Linked DNA regions of Homo sapiens: region 2 is linked to region 1. The links are chromatin loops, found by intact Hi-C in ENCODE. Cell type or tissue: sigmoid colon. All regions are shown on one strand. Each heading gives the region's core, and the rest is flanking DNA. Links, peaks and the distances in the headings are about the cores only.

Region 1 (12,381 bases), core at 1,088-9,087:
GCAGAACCTCCAAAGATACTCTTCAAAGCCTTTAACCATTATCTTGACTTACTGTCTACTTGGGGGCAGCAACCTACATCAACTGCTTGTATAAATTTCTCACAGTTAATGCCCCAGGTTAATTAAATATTTCCTGAGTATCTACTGTGTTCCAGACATGCATTAGGTCCCAAGGGTGCAAAGATGATTAAACCACAGTCCTTGCCTTCAAGTTGCTTATATTATAGTAGGGAGAGAAACATATACAGCCATGTGTTGCTTGATGATGGGGATGTGTTCCAAGAAATGTGTTATTAGGCAATTTTGCCATTGTGTGAACATCCTAGAGTGTACATACACAAACCTAGATGGTATAGCCTGCTACACACATGGCTATGTGGTATGGCCTATTGCTCCTAGGCTATAAACCTATACAGTATGTTATTGTACTGAATATCCTAGCAATTGTAAGCAATGATAAGCATTTGCACATCTCAACAGGTGTAAACATAGAAAAGGTGCAGTGAAAATACAGAATTGTAATCTTGTGGGACCACCATCGGATATATGGTCCCTTGTTGACCAAAACATTGTTTTGTGGTACTTGACTGTATGCATGTAACTATAATAGTGTAATAAGTGCTGTGATGACCTAGAGGAAACAGGTTAGATCTCATTAATAGGGTCAGAAAGCTCTTCCAAGAGAAAAGGATTTATAAATTTGGATGTAAAAAAGGGCCAGGAGGACATTCCCTCCCAGTGTGAGCTAAGGCACAAAGACATTAAACTATATGGCATAGTTAGGGAATAGTTGCTTGTTCAATAAAAATGCAGGATAGAATTCTAAGAAAGAGTTGGAAAGATGGTGGTAGCCCCGTTGGTTGTGGTCAAATTGCACAGGGTCGTGGAAGTATGTTTGTGCTGTAGATTGTAGGTATTATGAAGTGAAAGGGGATTTTTCACAGTGCCATGAAAGATCGCAGTTGAGTTTTGGAAACAGTGGCATGGCGGTGGAAAAAATTGCTACACATGAAAGGCCAAGGGCCAGGAAGGCTCTATGAGGCCATTGTAGTCATCCTGGAATGAAATTGTCAAGACAGAACCGAAAGAGCTGGGGGAGACCTCAAAGGGAAATGAAACCAGAAATTTAACTGGATGTGAGGCTAGAAGAAGAGAGAGGGATCAGAGATAGGAAGCAGGTTTGTTGGATGAGGAGAGGTAAGGAATGAGTTTCGTTTTAGACATGTGGAGTGTGAGGCGATTTGGAAATGTCTGTAAGCAATTGGAAATAAATAACTGTTCTAAGTCAGGAGATCTGCGCTAACAATATATATTTGGGAGACCCTGGTATATTGTAGTGATTTGAATAATAGAAACATAAGGTACCTCCCCGCTGCCTCAACAAGAGATTTGTAAAGATGAAAATGGAACCATGCATGGGGGAGGGAAGTCTGCATTTCTTTTTTTTTTTTTTTTTTTTTTTTGAGACGGAGTCTCGCTCTGTCACCCAGGCTGGAGTGCGGTGGGCGCAATCTCCGCTCACTGCTAGCTCCGCCTCCTGGGTTCATGCCATTCTCCCGCCTCAGCCTTCGAGTAGCTGGGACTACAGGTGCCCGCCACCACGCCTGGCTAATTTTTTGTATTTTTTTTTTTTAGTAGAGACGGGGTTTCACTATGTTATCCAGGGTGGTCTCGATCTTCTGACCTCGTGATCTACCTGCCTCGGCCTCCCAAAGTGCTGGGATTTCAGGCGTGAGCCACTGTGCCTGGCCAGAAGTCTGCATTTCTAAGAGCAATCAGCAGAAGCAGGGAAGAACAGTAAGAGTACAGGGACAGAAGTCAAAGGGGCAGAAAGTTTTGAGATGAAGGACGGGGCAGAAATGCTTGATGTTGAGATGTCAGGTAGCATGAGAACTGAATGGGGATCGTAGGATTCAGCAGTGAGGACACCACTGTGGCCTATGAAGGAATGGGCAATACCAGATGGCAGGGGGACCTGGTCTGGGAGTGTGATTTTTGGTGGTCACCGTGGGTCCTTTCCCAGGCTGGCTCCAGGCTTTACTCTAGCGGGAGCTGTCCTGCAGCGATTGGTTGGTAGGGATCAACCCCAGGACCCTCATCCACCCTGACCCTTGGTGCTTGTGGTCCCCAATTCCCCTATCATGACCATAGCCTGTTCTTGGATCCCAGCTGATAGGGATCAGATCCAAAAATTTCCTAATTTTACATCACAGGACTCTAGTTGGTCTTTTTTTATTGTTTAATTAAATTTTTTTTCTTGTACCCCAAATCATCACCAACTCTTTTCTCTCCACCCTGTCCACACTCAGTGGGTCACCATTCTCCCTATGGTGATGCCATTGCTGGCTGGTGTCCTCCCACTTTATCTTACATCTGCCCTGGGCACCAATGTCCAACCTGCTGCCATCACCTGTTGTGTGCCAAATAAAGTCTGAACTTGTTCTCAAGTGAAGGACATCTTCCTTTCCACTCATGTCCCCCATTTCTTCTCTGGACCCATGCTCCATCCTAGAAACAAATTTAAATTGTCCCCAGCTTGGGCTTTTCCACCTCATCCCTTTATTCCTCTCACTTGGCCTAGCTAGAATGTCTTCCTCTGTCTCTTCAGCTGTCTAAAGCCCACTCACCCAATTTGGCCCTGCAGACCTCTGCCACTTTCCCGGATCACCTCGCTGTCCAGGGTCTTCCCCAGCCCTGCAGTACTGCAGCAGCTGATTCACAGATGACACGTTGCACCACCTTGCTCAGTTGTAAAGTCTGAGAGCAGGGGTTCTTTGTGCATTCTACAGTGACTGTGAGTTCATGGTAACTACTGGGTAAATGTTGACCACATGAATGAATTGAGAAACACTAGGAGCTGTTGCCTAAATTTCCTGAGGTTTGGAGCCTTTGTAAGTATTTATTTAAAAAATTAATTCACAGAGCTGTGTCCCTGTCTCCCTCTCCTCTGTTCCTGGGGCCCCTCCTTCCCATTATTCTCAGTAGATGGTTTCTTTGAATTGGACCCATTGTCTCAGTTCAAGAAGAGGAAACAGACATGGAGAAAATCAGAGCTCCACCTCACCTATGAGGTGAGCACCCAAGAAGCTAAAATTAGGGAAAAAGTACGTCTTCTTCCCTCTGTTAGGTAGTTGTCTCTTTTCTCTTGGTCTCAACTGATTCCCTATGCACCCCCCACCCCCTGCATTTTTTTTCCTTCTCAATAATGTGGCAAGCAAGGAACAAAAGCTGAGAAAGAGATTTTAGGGAATGAACAGCCTACACCATGATTAGGGAGTAAAGGAGAGTCTAAGGCAGGAAGCCAGATCTCCCTGGCAGCGTGCCTGAATCGCCACCCCCAAACCCAAGGACACACACATATATGCAAACACATTCTCTCCCCAAATCTTGACAAGTGCAGCACCAGAAATAAATGAGCCTCCTTAAGTGCTAAAAGAAGACAGGGAAACAGTAAGGTGGATTTCACGTCCAAAAAGTTGCACATCTTTTAATTAGATAGTCTCGCTTGGAGATTTCTCTAACTTCAGAACCAATTTGAGACACTTACTAACATTCAGCTTTCACTTGGTGTCTGAGACTTTTAGGAACGCGACTGCAAAAAGAAGTGTTAACCTACATATGCGTGGAAAGTCATTTAAAAGGGCAATGAATTTGTAAATTAAGCCAAGTATTTCCAAATTCTAGATTTTTTAAAGTAACTTTGATGTTTAATCATAAGCATCTTGGGGACAGGGAGCAATAAGAATCTAGCATGTACTAAGTGTACACTACGTGTGCTGATAGGTTGATATCTAGGGCCCTGGACTCGTGGCTCCAGTTAGTGAAGAAGAGTTGGTTCACCTGTCTGAAATGATGAAGGAAAAGGTGGATCTGCACACTTCCTGAGGAGTATTATTCAACAATGCGCTGTGACCGGTATATGCTGTTGGATCCCTGACAGGCTTAGGTGACAGCTGAGTCGAAATAAAGGAGGGTCATGTACCGTCGGGAGGGATAGAAGTCAGCTCTGCAGTGAGATTTCTTCCACAGCTCTTTGGTGGCCAGTGATGTTAATTGGTCATCATGGTATCAGTGAATGATCCATTTTGAAGTTGAGCACTTCTCATTCAAGGGTAACAAGCACAGCAAAGGATGACATTTCCTATTTTTTAAAATAAGAAAATGTACCTATACAGATAAAAGCAAAGGAGACCAGAACTGGGTAAAGGCAGCGGTTCTAATGAGTTCTTTACTAATTCAGAGTTTAGTGGATTCAGATTGAAATAATTAATTGTTCAGCCCTGCTTGGCTGTTTAACAACAACCGTGTTAGTTTAATTGTTCCCATTCAAGATAAAGAATTGTGTAATAAGGGCCTCTGAAAAAATAATGCCATTTTAAGTTGAATTTTAATAAGTTCTATTAAATAAGTCACAAAGCCTTGTTATGGCACTTAGAAACTTCTGGCATTACAGAGTAAAAACCAAGTGTACTCAGTACATGTGTCAAACTTATTTATGAAAGAAAATTATTTATCCCAGCAGTGATTCAACAAGAAGGTGTGTAATGCTTTCTGGATGTCAAGAACCATTTTAAGAAGTTGCTAATGCTCTTCTGTATGGCCAAGAGGAAGAGTCTGAACAGAGCTCTGACCCTAAGAGTACATGCTGTTCCCAATGTTCAGACAAGTTGTGTTCCAAAAGCATTTGATTGTAAATGACTTGTCTGGCACTTGAGTTTCATTTTTCTAGAGATGGCGATGCAAATAGAAGCACTGAGCCCAGTGGTTTTATTAGGTTGGTGCAAAAGTAATTGCAGTTTTTGCTTTACTTTTAATGGCAAAAACCACAATTACCATTGCAATAACCTTGCCTAAAGGAGGCAGATCCGAGTGTCCCGGTGGTAGAGAGAGAAGCCTAGGCATCCTCAGCCCTGCAGATGCTAGGAGGGTTCTGGACATGCCCTGAGGTGCCAGGACCAGCCACTCATGGGAAAAGTGCAAAGTTTTTTGAGTAAGACCTAAATGAAATCCAGCTTTAACTCTGCCATCTTCCAGCTGTTTGTCTTTGGACAAGTTACCTGACTAAACATGTTTCTTCATCTAAAACAGAAAACATTGCACCAACTTACATGGCAGAACTGATGTTACCTAAGGTGCTTCCGTTCAAAGTGTCCAAACTCTCTGTCCTTGCAAACATGCTCCCTTTTGGCCTTAATCTTCTACAGCCAATCAATTACCAGGTTCTATAGTTTTTACCTCTTACATTTCTCTGGAACGTTTCCGTTTACCTCCACCCCATGACACTACCCTAGATCAGCCACGTCAGCATCTCTACCATAGGACCCTTAAATGTGCCCCACTCTCTCCTACCTTGACATTCTCCTTGCACCCAGTATTGTTTCCCTCTAATCCATTCTTGACAGGGCAAGAGCTGGAGAGCATTTTCAAATGCAAGCCTGATCCTGTGGCGCCTGCTTAAAATCTTTGTTTTTGTTTTTGTTTTTCTTCTCATTGCCCTTTGGATAAAAACCAAACTCCCTAACATGAATTTTAAAGCACTACTCACTATGCGGCCCCTGCCTCCATCTCATTCCTGACATTCCTCCGCCTCCAACCCCACATACTTGCTTTACTTAGTTATTTAAGTCTCTTCAGTGTACCACACTGGCCTCCTTTCTCGTATCCAGCCCTGAAACAGGAGATCCCTGGGCTGAGGACACTTTTCCTTCATTGTGCCCCCCTTGCTTCACCAGGCTAACTTCTGTATCCACTGCCCTCTGTGAAGGGCGTAGGCCAACTCTCACTGTTGGTTATTAGGATTCCAATTGCAACACCCAATACTTCTGTTAATGGCTGTTGTGATACCTCGGTTCTTGTCTTCTTAGTTTAAAAGAATTTAAACAAAAGACACACAGCAAAGGAGATGCGGCAGAGAGTCATTCACTGCAAAAGGAAAAGAGTATTTTGAAAGTTAGATGCAGAATAGACAGTATACCCTGAGAGAGAGAGTTCAGGGTGGGCTGCTTGCAAGGGTGAGGCAGTGTTGATTATTGCTAGAGAAACCCCCTTTGTGGGAGTCTTACATGATAATTCATAAGGAGTTGGGAAGAGGTGTTGCTAGTAAGCATGTTCTGGGTGGTCCTCTGGGTGCACATGCACTGTAGCTGTATGTTTGTGTTCATATATCACATGTCTCATTAGCATCTTAAATCTCCACCCAGGGGTGTGTTTTTTACTATAAATGAGCAAAGGGTCAGTTTGATGACAATTAAAATCAAAATGCACATGCCCTAGAGAAGGGACAGTCCCTCCTGAAGATAGCTTTGCTTAAATGAGCTCATTTATGATGTGAATGCCAAGGCTTATTGTGTTGGCTGTGAGGTCACCACCAATGCTGCATCCCGAGAACATGGTCACTTCCTTGACTAACTATCCTGCCTCACTTCCCCTCTCAAAATACTTTATTGTAATTCTAGCTTAGTTCTCTGGTTTACCTGTAGGTTAAAGGGCTGGCACAGTAAGGCAAGGTAGTAGTAAGACTGCAGGTTTTGAACTGCCTAGGTTAGATTTTAGGCTCTGCTCCATATTTGCTTGTGAAATGACTCATCATCTGTAAGCCTCAATTTCCTCACCTGTAAAATGGGTGGAAATGATGCTGCCAATCTTATAGAGTTATTCTGTGAGTTAAATGATGTAATATATATACATACTGATGCACACAGATGCATATATGTTCATATATAAAAGGTCTAAGTGCATTGACTGGTGCATAAAAATGCCTTCAATAAAAATAAATGTCTTTCAAAAAATGCCTTAAAAATACACATACAATGGATACTTACTAAATACTTACAGGCTTTTATTGTTTTGTTTTGCTTTTTAAAGCAAGGTATTCCTGAGACTGTTTTCTTGTGAGCCCTTTGTCTCTTTTTCTTCATTTTCCATTAGCTGGATAAGATCAGAGTCTCAAAGTGAAAAGTGTTAACACTGTGTTTGCTTCCCTATTTGCTCATTTTTTCCCTCCAATCTATGTAGCCTTTACGTATGACATAAAGATGTGCAGTAGAATGCGGGTGGGTAAAGAAAATATTATATTCACAAAATGTGTTCTCCAGCCAACCAGTAAGGCATCCCTTTCTTACTAGTTATAGGCTCTGCTTCTGCCCTTGTCTTTAATCCTTTTCTATTTCTGAGCCCCTTCCTTAGAGGCTACTGGCTGAGGAAGTCTAATGTGATGAGGTCCGAGCGTGAAGTTCACTCAGCAAAGACAGGATGGTGGCATGCAAGCAAATTAAAGCATTCTCAGCTTTCCAGTTCACTCTCTCTGCAAACAAACAAACAAAAATTCATAGCTTTTTAGGTTTCTATTTTTAGGAGTTGCCAAATACATTTCAAAAGCAAAACTACAAATTAATGCAGCATGGGGTATGTGACATTTTTTAAGGTCTTTGGAGGAGATGACAAAACAAGGAGCTTCCCACTTTCCAGGGTTGTAAGTTTTTGGGAAAACATCAAGTGCGAAAAATCAATAAACATCCTACCTTGCCACTGAATTGTGTGAGGGTTTCCTGATTACCTGGTAGTCACCAGGCTTTAGAAGAGTTATTGTCATTTCGATTTTCAGATGAGTCACTGGATCTCTTGCCCCCAGGGCCACTTCATTATGATTCAGTGCAAAGTACTGACAGCACTGGGGCTTCCGGAAGGGAGTGGTGTCGGGATGGGGGTTGCTGTTGGCAAGAGGCTTAATTGACACCTTTGATGTAGCCTAAGACAGAACCTGCACCTCCCACTGCTGCTTGGGAGACGTCAGCTTTACGCAGAAAAGGCATCTGCTGATGAATCCTGCATCTCATTCAGCCTGCTCTGGGAGCAGCCTTAGCCATCCTTAAACTCATCCAACCGATTCCCATTTCCGCGGGTGCTTGGCTTAGTGCTGAGACGGGATTCCGCCGTTGGTATTCAGGTCCAACACTAAGACTGTGTCCATGTTAGAACTCATAGAAGGTAAGTGAAATGCATTGCTGCTCTCCCTTGTGGAAAGCATTTATTTTGCACCCTCAAGAATCTATGTGTCTCCTGGTTAATTCTACTTCACTGACTGTGGGGCTGTAATGCCATTTTTACAGGTAAAATAGAGGTGACCTGATACATCTTTATAAAACCATGTCTTTAAGTGTTTCATCTGTTGTTAGAGATGATGTTACTTAGAGAAAAGAATGGCTTACTTGAGTTCTGTGGCTTTAGTTCAGTTTAGTGAAAATGTGCATAAAACTCTTGAGAACTGGGTAGAATTCCAGTGATTTGAACTTGTTAGCAGTTTTTCTTTTCAAAGGCAGCAAAGAGAAACTGTGAGGAGTTTCTCAGCGTCTGTGGCCAATGACTGTCCTGTTCAAGGCAGGTCCATCACAATCAGCCTAGGGGGATGGACAAGACACAGGTGGATGCAGGACATTTTTCTAGAAGTGAGTTATTAATTATACAAATACAGTGATCTATTTATCAGGTCACTGGAATGTCACTGGTGATCTGTGCTTATATTTATTCCTGCTGGGTAGTACTAGGTAGCTAAACTGAAGAGTTAAGGATTAATCTCATTGAAAATGTCTCAGGACCATACATTCCTAAAGTCCCTGCTGGCACAGTTAAAGACATCATTAATACATTCATCAGGAAAGTTGTGAAAGGTACATCTTAAAAAATAATTCTGTAACCTGCTGCTCTATGAAACACAGGATTTACAAAACTGTGACTCTCTGAAGGTTACTTCCCCAAAGCTGTTCCTCAGTGTACATATGGAAGGGTGTCTAGAGTTCTAGTAGATGGCTCTCTATATAATTGTTTATTTCTTGCAGAAGATGATTTGTCATGAAAATTATTTAACGTGCCATTTTTCTCTGTGTGTGATTCTTTGTATTTCTAGTTAATGGAACCCCTGGTAGTCAGCTCTCTACTCCGCGCTCAGGCAAGTCGCCAAGCCCATCACCCACCAGCCCAGGAAGCCTGCGGAAGCAGAGGGTAAGGAAATAAGCAAGCTGCTTGTTTCAGACCTGTCTCAGCCTTGGTGCAGACAGGTACAGGTGCCAGCAAATCGTGCTGCTCGTCTCTAGGCGATATCTAAGCTAGAACAGGAGGTGACCAATGAGGGGTTGCTTATTGCTTTGGTTTAGCTAGAACTCAGGGCTTTTAGCTTCTCTGTAACCTTGTCCAAATCTTAACTCTGAGAAGAATGCACCTTTGCTACTTCACTTTTACATACTCTCCTCTTTCTGTTCTGAATGCACAGGCTTTATTAGCACTAGTTTGTAAGCCTTCTTAGTTGTGATGAGTTTGATTAGATATCACCATTAAGGGAAAGAAGAAGTGCTGTGAATGGAGGGGAGGGCCCTGGTGGAAAATTGCTTATGGTATGGATGGGGCCCCAGAGCAGCAGAGGGTCCATGAGGTAGGGGATGGGAACCTATGACACGTGCTTTTGTGGATGAAACCCACATTGAGCACCTTTTCATCACTACTTGCATTTATGGAGAATTTGGCTGAGCTTGGAGACCACAGTGAAAAAGTTACTGGAAACTGTTAGCTTCTCCACCCTAAGGAAGAGGGTGAGGGTTAGTGCTTCTTTCAGGATGGAGAGACTACTGTTCTTATCCTGTCACAACCTGTACTGTTTGTCTTTTCCAGTAATACCAAGGCAAAAATAAAAGTAGTGGGAAGGGGGCAAAGGGGGAGGTACAATGCCAAAAACGGAAGGCCCTTTATGGTCCTGATTTCAGACGCAAGGTGGGGGGAATGTACGCTCCTAGGAGGTTTCATGATGGTGCTCACTGAACACTTTAATAAGCGAGAACTCCTTGCAGTCTACTGCACTCAAACACAAGATTCTTGAGTTTAGTTTCTTTTATTATGTGTTTTAAAACAAAACTTCTGAGTTCCACAAAATTACGTGTCATCCAGGATGGAAGGCCCTCTCTTCAAGATTTCTGCACAGGTTGTGTCTTTAGGCTGCCAGACGTCTAAGAGTGCGGGGCGGGGAGATTCAGTTGGTTCCCATCTCCTTTGGAGCCTGTTGCACCAAATATCAAGTTTGGTTATCTTTCTTCACTGATTCACCTGGCATCAGGTGGAACTTGTTTTGAGCGTTTGATGAAGCCTGGGATTTGACGCCAGCTTGTCCACTAAATGGCCGTGGTATCTTAGATAAGCCTATTATCTTTTCTGGGTCTCCATTGGAAACACAAAACAAAACAAGGAGCCTCTTTCCAGATAGAAAGCCCAATAATTCCATTCTACCTCCATTTGAGTGTTTTCACTATGGTTTCTTCTTGGCCACAGTCTAATTTGGAATTTTAAGGTGTTGGAATCATTTGTGAACAACTCCAAGAATTGGCCAAATTTATTTACTCTCCTAAAGGCCTGTCCTTGAGTGAAGGAAGAGCTGGTCGGTCATTCTTTTCTTGTGAACATCACCCAGTGAGGCGTCAATCTATAGGGACCGCCATTGGATACAGAGCAGGAAGGGCCCTCTTTCTGAGAACATTCTGTCTCTTAGAGTGTATGCTTTGGAGAGTACACCTAGCATAGAAATCTGTCTTTATTCTTTGAGCTAATTAAACTCAGATTAAAGATTTATTGGTGTCGTTTATGCTTAGTTGTTGACATTAAGAGTGATTGGGAATTCCCGCTGCAAATGGGAGCTCCTCTCCTTGCTTATTTATTGAGGAGACCTCCAGCTTAGGGATGTAAAGCTGTGCTCAGATGTCCCTTTCTTGGCAGAATGGGGCTAGAATTCGCTTCTTCTGCTTTCTGTATTTCCACTTCAGTATGATTTTGTCCAACTGAGGCAGAAAATTTCCATTCAGCTCTGTGGCTATTGGCTTATATAATTAACATTTCCAGCACTTGGGGAATGATTATAAGATATGGCTTTCTTATAGATTCTTCATTTTACCATTTAAACGATCAGTGCAAACACCATACTTGAGAGAAAAAAACAATCCCATTTGTTTTAGGAGGACAAAGGGTTTATACCATCTGAAAACATTTATTGAGCACATGTTGTGAGGCAGGGCACTGGGTATATTCTAAGATGGTTCCATTTCCAAGCTTTTGAATTTAGGCCATAAATGAACCTCCCCATCCATGTGCTGTGTCAGTGCATGAAGGCATTCCCAGATGCTTTAGCCAGAGGAGCTTTCATCTTGGCATATAGGCAACTGCATCAAATAATCCCTCCCAGTTAAAATGGGCCTAGAAGATCCCTAAAAACTGATCCTGTTTCAAATTTGGTTAATGGTCTTCTCAAATGATTGGCTATACTCCTATGCAGGAAATACTGAAATAAGTGAAAGATGGCATGTGCTAAAAGAAGACACTTCAAAGAATAAATTAACTCTTTTTACTGCAGATTGGAAAACAGTAGCTACTTCTATTTTTTCCTTCTGTGTTGCCTAGCAACATGGCCAAGAAAATGAGTTGACTGCCCCCACCCCAACACACACACACACACACACACACACACACATACACACACATGCACACACGCGCGCCTTGCCCCCATTTTAAAATACAGGAACATGAGCTGTTTTCTCAAAAGGAAGGTTGAGACATTTGACTGGTTTCTTTACAAATAGGAAAATCTAGTTTTTACTTATATTAATTACAAAATTTGATCAGCTTTCTTTCTTCTGTTAAAATCACATTTTTATGTTACCTCTTTTGACATTTTGGAATACTCTTATACAATGAAAACCTGCATGCCAGACATTTCTCTTCATAAGCATATTCGTGGCAATGTACCAAGTAACCTATTTTTCCGAAGCAGAGTTATTTAAGTTGCTGTCTACAGGCATTTGACTGGTCACAGAAGCAGAGCCTGGAGACTCTTTTCCCACTCATGAACTTTTTTTGGTCCCATTTCTTAATCCATCAGGAAGAAATGTGTTGTGTTATGTAGGCTGAATGAAGCTCCCCATTATACTCCCACATCACTGACTTTTGTAGATTATCTGATCAGTCAGATGATGTGAGGAGTGGGTGGTACAAAACCGGAGAAAAGCCAACTCTAGACGCTCTCTGCAGATCTGAGCTGGTTGCCTGGCTACCAACCGAGATCTAGTAGCAGGAAGGGGAGGTAGGAAAGGAGAGAGGAGGTGATGAGTGAGTGGTCGGTTGGAGAACAGGGAAAGAACATTGGGAAGGGATTTGGGGTGAGGTGGGTTAATTTTACACGCTTTCTGTCATCCAAACATAATATTTTGAGAAAGCAATGCTTTCTTGGGTTTTATGCCACATGCAACTACAACATTTGAGTTGCTGCTCTGGGACCAGAATTTGCTGAACGCCATTTGGGCCTCCTGATAAATTATTTTATTGTGAGGTAAGCACGTTCCTTTTCTACCAAGA
Region 2 (17,323 bases), core at 3,546-11,545, 79 kb before region 1:
TCAAATAGAAAAACGATCTAAATTGAGATTTTACTTCCTTGGATGAACTTACCCCAAGACTAAATTCACACATTGACAACTGCAATTTTCCTGTTGCTTGTACAGCATGTTCTAGCGCTAATGTATTAACATTTGAATCTTTTTTTAAGTGCTCCGAGCATGATTTAGCCCAGCTTATCTGTACTTGCTAAGTGGTATTTGCACATCGATGCTTCATTTGGCCTTTTCCATAGTAGCTTCCTTAAAGGGGTGTCAGCGGTGGGTACAGACATCTTCAGAATTACTACTCTTGCCCTGCGCAGGGCTGTGCTTCATTTAAGGTGCCAAGAAGTGGCCTTTTGCCACAAGGCGGCACTTTTATTTTAACTTTCCAAATTAACCTGGCTCCCAGTGAGTTCAGGATTTAGCAATAATACATCCCTCTAATTACTGCTAGGAAATCTCCTAAGGATGTCTCTTAAGGTCCATCCTTGGAGAAGATTTGCCATTGTAGATGAGTATTTCATGGGGCCACATTGGAGCCAGATTAATATCGGAAACTGCCAGGGAGACTCCTTCCTCCCCTAAGTTTGCACATTCGGAAAATAACACCTTCCTTGTTCTAGTTCAGAATGTAACCATTTTAGCGATATCGTCATCAGTCAGTAGAATCTTAGCACCTTGGAGATGGTGGCTAGTGCACTATAGATAGAGACAAGCAGAGAGGCCAGCAGATCCTTCCCTTGCTGTCTAATTTAGAATGATGAAACAGAGGCAGGGAAAATGTCACATTGGAGACAGGAAGCTCAACATGGTTTTGCTTCTATGTTGATGACAAATGGACGAATTTGTAATCCGTAGCCATTTAAAAGTGATAGGGTTTTGTTGAGAAAGGATCACCCCATGCTTGGGAGGGACAGTGAACTCCTTGGGGATGAGCCTGATGCTGGATATCAATTCTTGTCCAACCTGCTGGCCTCAAAGCCAGTACCCCCACTCTGCTTGGCTTGTTCCTTCACCCATTCATTCCACTGCCATCCGGAGCCTCACCTTGGCCAGGCCTGCTGCGTGCTCGGGAGTCCAGATACCTGTCATCCTCTCTTTCATCTTTTCTCAGATTATTCTGTTTTTTTATCAACTAGTTCCTAACTGCTCTTGATTCTGATGTTAATAGGCGTTACCTTCAATGTCTATTGTTTTGCTTAGATGCTGAATGAATTTCCTAGGGCTGCTATAACAAAGTACCACAAACTGGGTGACTTAAAACAACAGAAATGTGTTGGCTCACAGTTCTGAAGGCAAGAAGTCCAAAATCAAGGTACTGGCAGGGCTGTGCTCCCTCTGAAGGCTCTAGGGAAGAATCCGTCCTCATCTCTTCCAAGTTTCTGATGGCTGCCAGCAATCCTTGGCTTGTGGCAGCATCATCACTCCAATCTCCACCTCCATCTTCATGTAACCTTCTCCCCTGTATGTCAGTAGAATTTCCCTCTTCTCATAAGGACACCAGTTATTGGATTAGGACCCACTCACATTCAGTATGACCTCATCTTAGTTTGGTGACATCTACAAAGACTCTATCTCCAAATAAGATTCATTCAAAGGTACCAGGATTCGGACTGGAACATATCTTTTTGGGGAACAAAATTCAACCTAAAAAAGACATTGGTGGGAGCTGTTCAAATTTTATTTGAACTTGGATTACAAGTAAACTAATGTTTATTTATTTGTTTGGATCTGTCCTTAGATACTTACCGTTATAGCATTATATTTGTTAGTAGAATACATCAACAACAGAGCTGTGGCTGCCCCTCATCTGACCCTTCACACTTAGGGTTTCTCACCTCATGGATCAGAGGAATGCTGTCAGACAGTCTGAGAATTTCAACAGTGCATTTGACAGAGCCCCTCTTGAAGTCCCTTGGACTAAGATGAAAATATATAGTAAATGGTATAGGTGGCTGTATTTTTAATTGATTTATCTTCTCTGTCCAAAAGGTACTGATTTATAGGCTGATGTCAAATGTGCCGGAGGAGATCTCTATTAGGATTGTCCCATCAGGCCCCTGAAGGAAGGGATTGTGTTTGTTTGCTGAGAGTGAACAGGTTTCACACCACAAGGTTCTGCTTTGGACTTGATATGGTTTAGCATAGTTAGAAGTGTCCTTTTGAGGCCAGGCGCAGTGGCTCATGCCTGTAATCCCAGCACTTTGGGAGGCCAAGGCGGGTGGATCACGAGGTCAGAAGAATCACGAAGTCAGGAGATCAAGACCATCCTGGCTAACACAGTGAAACCCCATCTCTACTAAAAATACAAAAAATTAGCTGGGTGTGGTGGCATGCACCTGTAGTCCCAGCTACTCGGGAGGCTGAGGCAGGAGAATCACTTGAACCCGGGAGGCGGAGGTTGCAGTGAGCCAAGATCACACCACTGCACTCCAGCCTAGGCAACAGATCAAGACTCCGTCTCAAAAAACAAAAAAAAAATGTCCTTTAGAAAACATTAAAGCCGTGTGGATTCGAACCATCAGGGAGGAGAGCTGATGTGGTCAAAGGTAGAATGAGGATCCGAAAAGGTTCTAACAGGGTGGATTGTATCTAACAAGATAAACTTTAATTCATATAAACAAAAAGAAGAGCTCTAGGGTGTGAAAGAAAGATAGAAAGAAAAAAGCCAGCCTTGCAAGCTTACTTAGGAGCAATGTCGTTTTCACAGCAGCACGTGTGAAATTTACTTTTACTTGACTGCAGGCTTAGTATGAGATGTTATGTGATATGGGTCATTTGTGTGTGGATTGTAGGGGTATCATATTTTTATACTGGAAAATGTTTTTGCCCCTCTGATTGAAGATGGTAAATATGAACTGAAACAAAACATTAAAATTTAAAAATGTGTTATTTAATATTCATAAAACTAAGTAACTGTAGAAGAAATGTAAACAAGCTTTCAGATTTTTGTATGTTTGCTGTGTTTATAATTCTGAAGTCATTAAAGCTCAAAACTGCAGGAAGACTTTTGAGACGCAGCGTGCGTGTGCGTGTGTGTGTGCGTGTGTGTATGCCCGTGCACGTGTATGTGTGCCTGTGCACGTGTGTGCATGTGTAGTGCCCGATCTCCAGGAAATACCAGTTCTGCTTCTCCCTGCACCAGACAGACGTGCCTGTAGTCCAGTGTTGTTCTTCCTGGGTATGTGATTCTAGAATGGACATTTCCTCAGCTTCTCTTATGGATCACCATGGTGTTGGGTACCCAAGATCTGCTTGGTAAATATTTCTAGAAATATTCTATTCTAACCATTTTCCTGGGACTCATGTCCCAAATAAGACAGAAGCTGTATCAGGTACCATTCACCATGGGGTTCTGATCACTTTCCCTAATTCTGGGTGATAAGAAAATAGGGCTAGAACCTATTAGGTTGCTGCAAAAGTAATCACGGCTTCTGCCATTAAAAGTAATGGCAAAAAAAAGTGATTACTTTTGCACCAACCTAATGGAATAGTAGGAACAGTATTGGAATAGTGGGATTGTGTTGAGAAGACACAGTCTCATCCAGGCTCTATGTCCTACTTTCTGTGTGGTCTCTACATCTCCAAGCCTGCTTCCTATTCCCTGAAACACATTTTTTTCCTGTGTTGTAACGGACCTCAAATGAGACAATAAATGTCAAAGCACATTCGAAACTGTGTTCCTTATTACCCAGTGAACGATGCTGGGGAATGACACCTCAGCTGAAATATACCTCCTAGTGGATTGCAGCTGGACTCAGCCATGTAGCTTCATTTGTGGGGCTTAATTGGAGGCAGATGACATCAAGATCTGCTTTTGGTGCTCTTTGGAACCAGAAAGCGATTACTACTGCTTTCTTCCACTCTTAACTTTTGTTGCTGTGGTGGAGGTGAGAGGGAATTAAGGCTCCTTTGAAGATATCCACTCTTCTCTGGAGGGAATCTCTAGAAGATTAAACTAAACCACCTGTAGAAGAACCAATCAGACTTCTAAAAGTGACAGTGTTCAGGAGTCCCAGCCCTTGGTAAATGCTTCCCTCTCTCCGTGCCCATGTTGATTTGGGTTAAAGAGACCTGATGGCCCTGCTGCTTTGTCCTGAGGCTGGTGATGCTAGGAAACCAGAAGGTTAATGGAAACACTGGAAGATGCTCACAGTCAGGACAAAGACCACACCTCCTCACAAACTAGTTTTTGAGCTACTGCTAACAAAATCCATCCATTCTTTCACTCATGCAGTCATTTATTCAATAAGCTAACTTACTATGTACCAGGCAGTGTGCTAAGCTCAAGTACCTGCAGACAGTAACACTTAGGTCAGATGTGACCCTTCATACTAACTTATTTTTTTTTTTTTTTGAGACGGACTCTTGCTGTGTCACCCAGGCTGGAGATGTGACCCTTCATACTAACTTATTTTTTTTTTTTTTGAGACAGACTCTTGCTGTGTCACCCAGGCTGGAGTGCAGTGGCGTGATCTCGGCTCACTGCAACCTCCACCTCCCAGGTTCAAGCGATTCTCCTGCCTCATCCTCCCGAGTAGCTGGGACTACAGGCACATGCCACCATGCCCGGCTAGTTTTTATATTTTTAGTAGAGACGGGTTATTGCCCTGTTGGCCAGGCTATCCATACAGACGTTTAATATTGTTTATGTGTAAAGATGTCAGGGGATCTTAGGTGCTGAACTTTGACCCAGAATATTAAATATTGCATATTATTCTAGTGGCTTTTATCTCTTACGAAACATACTGTGGTAAAATGACTAGTGATTTGCAATAGACAGACAACTCTTTGTAAATCTAAATTTTAATTGGATTATAAGGCCTGTTTACATTGCATCTGTGGGCAGATTTCTTTGAGATGGATGGTATGTGTTGGTGCTGGCATATTTTATCGTTTCAATAGATGTTAATTCTAGGAATATACAGTTTTTATTTTAAAGAAACAGTATAGGGCCGGGCATGGTGGCTCATGCCTGTGATCCCAACAGTTTGGGAGCTGAGGCAGGTGGATCACTTGAGCACAGGAGTTTAAGACCAACCTGGGCAACATGGTGAAACCCCATCTCTACAAAAAATTAACTGGGCATGGTGGAGCACACCTGTAGTTCCAGCTACTTGGCAGGCTGAGGTGGGAGGATCGCTTGAGCCCCAGAGGTTGAGGCTGCAGTGAGCAGAGATTGCGCCACTCCTGCCTGGGCAAAAGAGCGAGACTTTGTCTCAAAAAACAAATAAACAAAAGCCAAACAACTGAAAAACTAATATAGCTATCTTGTTGAATAATTCTAAGTTTTTGTGGCTCTTCATTGTCTTATGAGAAAAGGATATAAAATCTGGTATGATCATTCCCGATTGCATTGATTTGTAGAATTCAGCCTGATGTCTGAAATAGAGGGTTTGGGAGCTTTTGTCTGTTTTGTGTTCCGAATACAGGGCACATTGGCTAACGTGCTTTGCTCTCGTCAGCTAGTTCCCATTTGCCTCCAAGCAGTGGAAAGGCCACAAGGGTTTCTGGAGACGTTCCCGATCATAGCTACCTTTTAGCTCATGCATAAATATGAAATGTCCCGGAACATAGTGATAGTTCCAATTTAATCAACAGCCAAACTATGGATACATATAGAGTACTGCACCTTGGAGACAGACTCTAACTCAAGCTCCAGCTAGTTCCTTCGCTACAAATAGATAATTTTCTACTTAGAAAATCAAGGCATTGTATAACATCTGCAATCTTTTCTTTACATTTTCTCTTCCGGTCCTCACAGGCCTTCCTTTTTATTGTATTCAGTAACAGTGACATGAATTTTTGATGTGGAAAACCCTACAAAATATAGAATTATAGGTGAATCCTGGACACTAAAGGTCTTGGAGGTCATCAGCTTCCCCTCCCCTTTGATGCAGAAACCCTCTCCACAGCATCCAACAGTTGCTTCTCCATCCCCAACTGGAACCCTTTGTTGATGATGGGGTGTAAATTTAGAAAAAGGCCAATTCCACTGTCCGCTAGGGCTTTTTTTTTTTGAGACAGAGTCTCACTCTGTCACCAAGGCTGGAGTGCAGTGGCGCGATCTTGGCTCACTGAAACCTCTGCCTCCCGGGTTCAAGTGATTCTCCTGCCTCAGCCTCCCGAGTAGCTGGGACTACAGGCACGTGCCATCATGCCTGGTTAATTTTTTGAATTTTTAGTAGAGATGGGGTTTCACCGTGTTAGCCAGGATGGTCTCCATCTCCTGACCTCGTGATCCACCCGCTTTGGCCTCCCAAAGTGCTGGGATTACAGGTGTGAGCCACTGCACCTGGCCTAGTGCTCATTTTTGACAAGTTATTGAGCCCAAATTAATGTCTCCCCAGCTTGCACATAGTCCTCCTAGTTCTGGTCTCCAGAGTAACAAATACCACCCACTGCCCTCATTCTAAGGGGAGCTTCCCTCCTACCCCTTCCCTATGGTCAAAGTCACTCACTGTAAACTCCGTTATTTCTTTTCCTTCTAGACCAAAATGACGTATATCTTTCCTCATCTTCTCTCCTGTTTTCCTCAACTTTCCAAAAAATGAAGTCTCCTTTCTTTTCTAAAAATCAATGATAGTCCCTTGTCTTTGTCTTCTCTTTCTCTTTGTGACCTTGCCTCGTCAGTGTTCTGTTCCTACTGTTTCGTGGATTTTTTGTTTTACCCTATCTATAGTCTCTCTTCTTTCAGCCCACAGCCAGGCCCAGGTTCCTCCTATCCTAAAAGAGCCTCCAGTCATCTCTGTCATCTCACCAAACCACATTGCCTTTCTTTCTCTGCCAAATTGCTAAAAAATAATAATAAATAATGACTGTCCTTGAAGCCTCCACTTCTTCAACCTGATCATTTGTTATACCATTGGGTAACTGGTACATGGAACACACAAGAATTATGGGGTTTTATCAGTTTTTTTAGAAAAATTGTCTTCCCCCATCCTTTGAGGTTTATGTAAGGCTGGAAGTTCCTTTCTTGGCACTGGATGGCACCTCAGCAATCCCAAGATTTTTCTGGTCCCTCCTAAGATAGTAAAAAAGTCTGTGGACTCTTCTAGATAAAAATTGCCATCATCATATCTAGTCCTACATAATAGTCATTCAAAATGGGAGTTCCATTTCCACACCTAGCTAGATCCCAATGTAGCATGTGGTGAGTCCCCTACTCTGCAGGACAAGGGGAGGGTTGATGACTTCTCTCCTGCTCACTCCCTCCTCCCCGCTGTTTTGATCCCTCCAAGATTGGAATGGGGATGAGGTGGGTGGGGCAGGATGATGAGAAAGGAGAGGTGGAAAGTCCTTCCTTGACTATTCTGTTATAGGGTGGCTTCAAACTCTCTCGGCCAAGAACTGTGATTTTAAAGCTAACTTTCTGGGACCGGGTGCGGTGGCTCACGCCTGCAATCCCAGCACTTTGGGAGGCTGAGGCGGGCGGATCATGAGGTCAGGAGATCGAGACCATTCTGGCCAGCACAATGAAACCCCGTATCTACTAAAAATACAAAAAAAAAAATAGCCGGACATGGTGGCGGGTGCCTGTAGTCCCAGCTACTTGGGAGGCTGAGGCAGGAGAATGGCGTGAACCTGGGAGGCAGAGCTTACAGTGAGTGGAGATCGCGCCACTGCATTCCAGCCTGGGCAACAGAGAGAGACTCCGTCTCAAAAAAAAAAAAAAAAAAAAAAAAAGCTAACTTTTCTTTTGGATGTTTTAATGGGTTCTTCAGGGACTCTCACTGGGAACATTCTGCTCTTCTTTATTAATGTGGTTGATTCAGTTTCTTCCAGCTTTGGCTGAGTCTCTCTCAGTCCCTGTTTTCCAAAGCCCTCCCTATTGGCCTCAGATGCTCCTCTTGGGAAGAATTTAAATTAGTTCCACGCCACCTTGTGCCCTCAAATCCATCAGAACACTCATGCAACCTTTACCTCCAACAACAGGCCATCCAGTACAGCCAAGCCTCCTTCAGTTTTCTGCCAGAGGCTCTCGGGTGAAAGTCAAACACATAAATACCAGTCTGTTATTTGCCTCTGTCCACAGAGGACACTGATCAAGCACTTACAATCTTCCAGTGAAACCCCTATTGAGGTGAAGGGGAGCATCGCCCCTCTTTTGGAATGATGGAATTCACAGCAAGGCTCTCTCTTAAAGAATCCTTCTCATAGATCTGCTTTCTGTCTAGTAACTTAAGCCTTTTATGTCCTCAAAGTGAGTAAGAAGACTAAGGTCTAGAACTGTTTATATCTGCTTTGACATTTCTGGAATAGGATCTGTCTCACAATTCACTTTGGTATCTGATACACATCTCCTTGGAGTCTGGGTGAAATGTTCATTTTCAATCCTATTGCATTTGCAACTGGCTTCTATGCCTAACATATGTAGTAGTTCCACTAAGCAAGGATAATCTTCAAAGCACTATATTCAGTGTTCTATATTTTTCTTTTCTTCTTTATCCTTCTTGACTTCTTGGTAGCATTTGACATTTTTGATGATTCCCTCCTTGAAATTCTCTCCCCTTGACCCTTCATAGTGTCTTGCTGTCTTGGTCTTTTGCCTGTCCCCCTTTGAATACTCTTAAGCTCCTTTCAGGTTTGCTTTTCTGTCATATATCCCTTAATAATTGTTCCCTAAGATTCATTCATGTTTTTAAACTTAATTACTCTCTATTCCTAGCCAAGTTCATCTACTTTAATGGCTTTAGCAATGATGGTTCTGGTAGACAGTGATGGTGACAAATGGCAACCAGATGGTATGCAATAAGCAAAGCCTTTGAAGGATGTATAATTTTCCCAAATTTACAATTAAGGAAATTAAGGCTTGGAGATGATAAATAATTTGTTCAAGGCCACACAGATAGTATTAAAGGCAGAGGTCAAATCCAAGTTTGTCTTTGTTTGACAATATATCCTTAATCTTTAAATGTACCCCCTTTGAGGTATACATCTCTAACCCTGACTCCTCTCAGGAGCTCCAGAACCACATTTCCAACTTTCTCTTATGAACTTCCCTATGACTATTCCACAGCCACCTGAAATTCAACACATCCCACAACTGAACTCATCATCTACCTGGTCAGCTTCATTTCTTGTTCTGTGTTTCCTGGATGAGCTCATGGCATCAGCATTCTCAACACCAAGGTTGCAAAACATGGAGTCGTCTTTTACTCACCCCTCACTTTTACTCCCCATAGCCCATCTGTCCCCCTCCTTTCCAATGCTACTGCCATTATCTTAGGTCAGTTCCTCATCATCTCCCATTTAGACTCATGAAGATGCTTGAACTTTCCATCCTTGTTGCAGTTTTTCATCTCTCCACACCATGTTTGAACCCGATTAATCCTCCTGAATTGACTTACCTAGCCCTCCACTGCCTACAGACTCCTTGGCATGCTATTCTAGGGCAGTTGTAGTCTGACTGGGTTATATCTTTCTAGCTGTTCTCACCCTTTATTCCTCCTCTGCCCTCCAACCACAGTATTATTTGTTGGTCTCCCAAAAGCTATTTATTTTTGAAATATCTGCTTTTGCTCATATTGCCTCATTCATGTGGAATGCTCTTTTTCCTCTTCTCCTTCCTCACCCACCAAACTCCATCTTGTCCTTTGAGGTTCAAGTCAAACATCACCATCCTTGTAAAGCCTTTCTCCATCTACTTGGTTTCAATCAGTTACTGATTTCTCATTCTTTTTCCAGCTCTTTGCTCTTTATTATACCATTGTTGTTCATTCTGCTGTGTGTTCTGGGATTTTTTTTTAAAATGCATCTAGCTTGTGAATAATAATCACGTTTAATTATCAGGAAACCTCTGCAGTGTTGCTTTACAATAATGAAAGCGATGTTAGGAGAAGTTGAGAAACTGCCCAAGGTCGCTGTATTAATCAGGATTCTCAACAGAAACAGAACCAATAGGATACACAAACACAGACACACACACAGACATACTGATATGGTTTGGTTCTGTGTCCCCACCCAAATCTCATCTTGAATTGCACTCCCATAATTCCCACATGTTGTGGGAGGGACCCAGTGAGAGATAATTGAATCGTGGGTGCAGTTTCCCCAATACTGCTCTCATGGCAATGAATAAGTCTCATAAGATCTGATGGTTTTACCAGGGGTTTCTGCTTTTGCGTCTTCTTCACTCTCTCTTTGCCTGCTGCCTTCCATGTAAGACATTACTTGCTCCTCCTTGCCTTCTGCCATGATTGTGAGGCTTCCCCAGCGATGTGGAACTGTAAGTCCAATTAAACCTCTTTCTTTTGTAAATTGCCCAGTCTCGGGTATATCTTCATCAGCACATGAAAACAGACTAATACAGTAAATTGGTACCAGTAGAGTGGGGTGCTGCTAAGAAGATACCCAAAAATGTGGAAGCAGCTTTGAAATTGGGTAACAGGCAGAGGTTGGAACAGTTTGGAGAGCTCAGAAGACAGGAAAATGTGGGAAAGTTTGGTGATAGCGATATGGACAATAACGTCCAGGCTGAGGTGGTCTCAGATGTAGATGAGGAACTTTTTATGAACTGGAGCAAAGGTAATCTTGTTATGTTTTAGCAGAGACTGACAGCATTTTCCCCCTGACCTAGAGATTTACAGAGCTTTGAACTTGAGAGAGATGATTTAGGGTATCTGGCAGAAGAAATTTCTAAGCATCAAAGCATTCAAGAGGTGACTCAGGGGCTGTTAAAAGCACTTAAAAGGGAAACAGAGCATAAAAGTTTGAAAAATTTGCAGCTTGACAATGTGATAGAAAAGGAACTATCATTTTCTGAGGAGAAATTCAAGCCAGCTGCAGAAATTTGCATAAGTAACGAGCAGCCAAATTTTCATTCCCAAGACAATGGGGAAAATGTCTCCAGGGCATGTCAGAGGTCTTTACAGCAGCCCCTCCCATCACAAGCCTGGAGGCCTAGGAGGAAAAAGGGGTTTTGTGGCCTGGGCCCAGGGTCCCTGAGCTGTGTGCAGCCTAGGGACTTGGTGCCCTGTGTCCCAGCCACTCTAGCCATGGCTAAAAGGGGTAATGTAGAGCTCAGGCTGTGGCTTCAGATGGTGCAAGCCCCAAGTCTTGGCAGCTTCCACATGGTGTTGAGCCTGCGGGTGCACATAAGTCAAGAATTGGGGTTTGGGAACTTCTGCCGAGATGTCAGAGGGTGTATGGAAATGCCTGGATGCCCAGGCACAAGTTTACTGCAGGAGCAGGGCTCTCATGGAGAACCTCTGCTAGGGCAATGCAGAAGGGAAATGTGGGGTCAGAGCCCTCACACAGAGTCCTTACTGTGGCACTGCTTAGTGGAGCTGTGAGAAGAGGGCCACCGTCCTCCAGGCCCCAGAATGGTGGTAGATCTGCCGACAGCTTGCACCATGCACCTGGAAAAGCCGCAGACACTCAATGCCAGTCTGTGAAAGCAGCTGGGAGGGAAGCTGTACCTTGCAAAGCCACAGGGCCAGAGCTGCCGAAAACCATGGGAACCCACCTCTTGCATCAGCATGGCCTGGATGTGAGACATGAAGTCAAAGGAGATCATTTTGGAGCTTTAAGATTTGACTGTCCCACTGGATTTTGGACTTGCATAGGCCCTCTTGCCCCTCTGTTTTGGCCAATTTCTCCCATTTGGAATTGTTGTATTTACCCAGTGCCCGTACCCCCATTGTATCTAGGAAGTAACTAACTTACTTTTGATTTTACAGGCTCATAGGTAGAAGGGACTTGCCTTGTCTCAGATGAGACTTTGGACTGTGGACTTTTGAGTTAAGGCTGAAATGAGTTAAGACTTTGGGGGACTGTTGGGAAGGCATGATTGGTTTTGAAATGTGAGGACATGAGATTTGGCAGGGGCCAAGTGCAGAAAGATAGGGTTTGGCCCTGTGTCCCCACCCAAATCTCATCTTCAATTGTACTCCCATAATTCCTACATGTTGTGGGAGGGACCTGCTGGTTGGTAGTTGAGTCATGGGGGAGTTTTCCCACATACTGTTCTCATGGTAGTGAATAAGTTGCATGAGATCTGATGCTTTTGTTGGGGATTTCCACTTTTGCATCTTCCTCACTCTCTCTTTGCCTGCTGCCATCCATATAAGACGTTACTTGCTCCTCCTTGCCTTCTGCCATGATTGTGAGGCTTCCCCAGCCATGTGGAACTGTAAAGTCCAATTAAACCTCTTTCTTTTGTAAATTGCCCAGTCTCACGTATATCTTTATCAACAGTGTGAACATGGACTAATACACATACACACACAGAAATAGACGAAAGATATACTTATAAGGAAATGGCTTGTGTTATTATGGAGGCTGAGAAGTCCCACAACCTGTGGTTTATAAGCTGGTGACCCAGGAAAGCCAGTGTTACAGTTCAGTCTGAGAATAAGGACCTGAGACCTGGAGGAGCCAATGATGAAAGTCCCAGTCCAAGGTCAGGAGAAGATGAAATCAGATGTTCCAGCTCAAGCAGTGAGACAGAAGGAAAAAGGTAAATTTCTCCTTCATCTACCTTTTGTTCTGTTCAGGCTTTCGTGGATTGGATGAGGCCTACCTACGTTGGAGAGGGTAGTCTACCTTATGGAGTCCACTGATTCTAATGCTAATTTCACCCAGAAGCATCCTCACAGACACACCCCAAAATAATGTTTAATCTGGGCACCCTGTGGCGCATTCAATTTGACACATAAAATTAACCATCACAGTTACATACCCAGTGGGTAACAGAGTTGGAATTAAAACTGAGGATCCTGGACACTTTGTACTTTATCTTACTTTATTGTAAGTGCCTTGAGATTGGTCCTGTGTATCATTAAAACATATATCCCACAGTACATATCAGGGTACCATGAATGTAGTAACAGCTCAGGAAATATTAGCTGAATTATTAGATGCAGAAGGAATCTACTCCATCTGTCAATCATCAGATGCTGAGGACTATAGCCTGGTACTTCCCAAAAGCTTCTTTTCCAGACAAAGTTTCCTCAGCTGTTTCTTTTAAGACTACCCCACTATCCTGGTTGCACTTCTCTTGATATCCAATACTAGATATTGATCAGCAATATCCTCCCTAAAATGGCACCTAGAACAGAACATAGTATTCCTTGGGGGCTTCAAAGAGCATTGAGAATATAAACTTATTTGATAGAGGCAACAAACTTGTCCAAATACAGCCTAAGCATGATTAAGGTTTCTTTTAACAATTGCCAAACCATGCAGGCTCATGGTTAGCTTTTGGCCAGCTGAACTCTCTGGGGCTTTCTGACGTGATGTCAAGCCAGCTTCTACTTGTTTAATTGAATATTTGAACCTCCTTGTAGTGCTTTAATTGTATTCATGCCAGATAGCATCTTATTAATTTTAGTCATTAATTCTGGCCATTTAAGAACTTTAAGCATCCAAATTCTGCTTGAGGATAAATAATAGCAGAGAGTTGAAAAGAGGTCTGATTTCCAGGCCCTTGTTTTTCCCAACTGAGTTACGCTGCTAGAGGCCTGCCTAGCCAAAGACCAACAGCATAGCTGCCTGGAAACTCTGATAAAATGAAAACAAATGAAAAGGTATGCTAACACTCACATTTCCTTGTGGGAAACAACGTAAGGGAGCCTCAGATTCAATGCCTAGCTTTGTCTGGGTGATTGTCTGCAGCTGGTTAACAAACAGTTAAAAGATAAACGTAAACACATTAAAATGTTAAAGAGTTTATTTAAACAGACAGCAATTCATGAATTGGGCAGCACCAAACCAAAAGCTCTTTGGCCTCCAACAGAGTGACATGAGAAGAGGCTTTTATAAGGTGAACATTGACTCAAGGCAAAGAAAATGTTTGACTCATTGAAGTGGAGCAGTATCCTTATTTAGGTTATTCTAGTGGAAAGTCCCTGGTTAAAGATTGGTTAGCAGTTTCTGATGGGTTATGCTTAAGTTTCATTTTACCTTTCACACTGAGTTGTATTTCAGCTTGCTTATGTAGGAAGCCAAGATGCTGGAATCATCTCAGTCTAATGGGGTCCCAATTAATTTCTTTTGTTTTTGCTTTGTTTTTTTTGTTTTTGTTTGTTTTTGTTTGTTTGTTTGTTTGAGATGGAGTCTTGCTCTATCACCCAGGCTGGAGTGCAGTGACATGATCTCAGCTCACTGCAACCTCCTCTCCTGGGTTCAAACGATTCTTCTGCCTCAGTCTCTTGAGTAGCTGGGACTACCAGTGTGCACCACCATGCCTGGCTAATCCAATTAATTTCTTTTTAACAAGTCCTACAGAGGAAGACAACAGATTGTTTTGTCCCTTACACTGACCCACACATACCCCTGAGTACAGGAGGGAACTTCAGGACTTTCCTTTCAGTGTGGGTCCACAGGGCATAGGAACTTATGTTTTTGTTCCTATTTGAAATATGCCCATTTGTTTTCCCACACCAAACATGTACTAGTTAAGAGCCTACTGCATGTCAAGTATTCTTGGGTTTAAACAAAAACGTTCTGGAAAGTTAAATATCTACTTCAGGGTTTAAACAAAAATGTTCTGGAAAGTTAAATATCTACTTCAGGAAAGCAGATGAAGTGAAAATCCCTGTGGAAAATAGTATATGTGATGTGAAGGTGATTTTAAAATCTAGCTTCAAAATTGGGTAATAATTTGATACATGTGTATATAGGCTGTCTTTATAGCTTTTTATTTTTGTAAGTGTTCTAAATGACTAAAATATAATAAGATACTGATACTCTATGGCTCTTCACTACCTGAAGCTAAGTTTTTCTCTCTTAACACCTCTGGAAAATAAACACATAGATAAGCTTTTAGTAAAAAAAAAAAAAAGAAAAAAAATGATTGTGTGGGTGACATCTTCATTTTTCAATAGGCTGAATCACTGTGAAATCATGAGTCTCACTTTTCCTGAAGACCTAAAACAGATATGAAAGGAAGTGTGGTTCTCTAAGTTCATATCACTCCTAGTCAAATAATCAGAGGACACAGCTGAAGAAAAGTGGCAGTGCTGTCAGGAAGTGCCAGCAAATGGACAAGAAGAATCCATACATGTTTGCTTAGAGTAGGGGAATGAGGAAAGGCAAATCTTTGCCAGCAGAGCAGGATGAAACTAGCATCATCTTGCTCAAAGATAAAAATCAGCCTCTATGTTTAGTTATGAAAGCACTCCAGGGCCAACTGAGCCAGTGATTGCCTTTTGTCCACTAAAGGACAGCCTAACAATATGGCAGTGGGGACATCCCACAAATCTGACCACAGAGCTCCCTGCCCAACTATTGAGAACCGAGGTTATAAAGCTTTTGAATTTATTAGCTCTGGAGAAAGAAAAATCTGCTTTTATAGATTTGCCCCTCAACTTTAAAGTTAACATAGCCAAATTTATGTTTTCATACCTTTTTTTATTTGTTTGTTTCACACTTGACAGCCTTTCAACAGAATTTTCCTGAGAATACCATTAGAAGTTAGAAGATTAGTATAAGCTTTTTAAAAAGTGTTTAGAACTTTGGGAGGCCGAGGCAGGTGGATCACGGGGTCAGGAGATCAAGACCATCCTGGTTAACATGGTGAAACCCCATCTCTACTAAAAATACAAGAAATTAGCCAGGCGTGGTGGTGGGCGCCTGTAGTCCCAGCTACTTGGGAGGCTGAGGCAGGAGAATGGCATGAACCTGGGAGGCGGAGCTTGCAGTGAGCTGAGATCATGCCACTGCACTCCAGTCTGGGTGACAGAGTGAGACTCTGTCTCAAAAAATAAAGTGTATAGAAAAGTGAGCTGCTTCTTGCTCAAGTGAGATATAAAATGTCACCATATGCTATGGGGTTCCCAAATATGAAAATTAGCATAGCTCAATATACTACCCACAAGGGCTTATAGACAATTAACATGAATTCAATTTATTATATTGCAGGAGCCTGATCTTATATGTGTATACATGCATAGAGGTATAGATTTGGCAAGATTCAACTAATAGTGAGTGAATATCTACAATGGGCAGGCACTGCTCTTAGCACTAGGCATATCACAGTGAACTAAAGAGAGAAAAATTCTTGCCCACATAGAGCTTACATCTTATCAGAGGAATGCATTTAACATACAAAATCTCATATGCAAATTACTTAGTGTATCGGAAGGTAAGTGCCATGAAGAAGAATGAAATAGGGAAGGGAGAAAGGGAGTAAATGGAGAGTGGGTGGTGTGGGGAGGCTGCAGGGGGCAAGACTTCAGGAAGCAGTGACATTTGAGCAAAGACTTGAGGGGTAATGGAGCCAGCCATGCAGGACCCAGAAGCAAGAATCATCCCCGGGCAGAGGGAGCAGTTAGTGCAGAGGGCCTGAGGTGAGAGGGTGCCTGACCTGTCCTCATGCACAGCTCAGTAGTGGCAGGCAGGCCGCAGTGCTGAGGGCAGTTCCAACACCAACTACCAGGAGTCGGCCCAGACTTCATAGGTTAAGGGCACCATCCCCACCAAGGCTGCCCACGCTTCAGGACCAGCCATAGATTTAGGAGTCCCCAGGCCACCCACACTTCTGACCAACTGGCTACAAATTCAGGGATTCCCACAGCTCCCTCGAATTCAATAGTTTGCTAGAACAACTTACAGAACCCAGGAAAGCACTATCTTTATGATTACAGTTTCATTACAAAGCCTACAGACTAGGGCTAGCCAGTTGAAGCGACAGACAGGGGTAAGGTCTGGGAGAGGCCCATAAGTGGAGCTTGCAGGTCCTCTCCTTGTGGGATCAGGACACGTCACCCTCTCAGCACACTGATGTGTTCATCAAGCAGGAGGCTCACTCAGCTGCTAGCGTCCAGAGTCTTTACCAGGGTTTGGTTATGTAGGCATGGGTGATTACGTCATAGGCCCTGTGATTGGAACTGAGTCTCCAGAGGTCAGGCTGATATCACATGAGTCAAAGCCCTAACCCTCTAATCACATGGTTGACCTTTCTGGTGTGATTGGCCCCCATCCTGAGTCATCTCATTAGCATAAACTTGGTGTCATCCAAAGGACCCAACATAGTGTTATCACTTGGGAATTTCCAAGGGTTTAGAAGCTCCCTGCCAGGAACCTGGGAAGAAAACCAGACACATGTTTTATTATACAGCATGGAAGCTGTCAAGATCTGGGGGAGGATATCCACGCTAATTCTGTAATGAGAATAATGCTGAACACTTATAATAAGGAGAAATCAAACGGTGTAACAAAAACAATGAACTTATCAGAGACTTTGGATCTTTGCAAACAGAGAAAGGCAAAATGACTAGCTCCCAGCTCAGGACAGGGAGGCTGATCACTCCCTTCTCAAGAGTCTGATTTCTGCATAAAGGTCATAGAAATGTTTTGACAACTGTGTACACAGCCAGCTTTTAGTTAATTAGCTCTT

The links. Peaks named below come from ENCODE experiments on the same cell type or tissue, not always from the same donor. Only the 100,000 strongest peaks of a DNase experiment are listed, where the experiment ranks them.
Region 2: a loop joins it to region 1, with 5 times the contacts of the local background. A loop is called at or near these places in 3 of 110 quality-filtered maps.

The regions. Positions count from the first base shown.
Region 1 is chr13:35,851,115-35,863,495 of GRCh38, reverse strand. It overlaps DCLK1 (doublecortin like kinase 1), which reads left to right. Exons shown (of 17, transcript NM_001330071.2): 6 at 8,903-8,997. LOC105370163 (a long non-coding RNA gene) reads right to left here and starts at 5,431. Exons shown (of 3, transcript XR_941855.3): 1 at 5,350-5,431. RefSeq lists enhancers at 4,399-4,938, 5,481-6,020, 6,755-7,627, 6,972-8,171, 7,628-8,501. In sigmoid colon, for the core only: no CTCF peak of the experiment used is centred there; a DNase peak (open chromatin) is centred at 4,617.
Region 2 is chr13:35,927,308-35,944,630 of GRCh38, reverse strand. All of the region lies in intron 4 of DCLK1 (doublecortin like kinase 1), which reads left to right. Among named protein-coding and RNA genes, the nearest start is that of DCLK1, 200 kb to the left of the region's middle. In sigmoid colon, for the core only: no CTCF peak of the experiment used is centred there; a DNase peak (open chromatin) is centred at 7,890.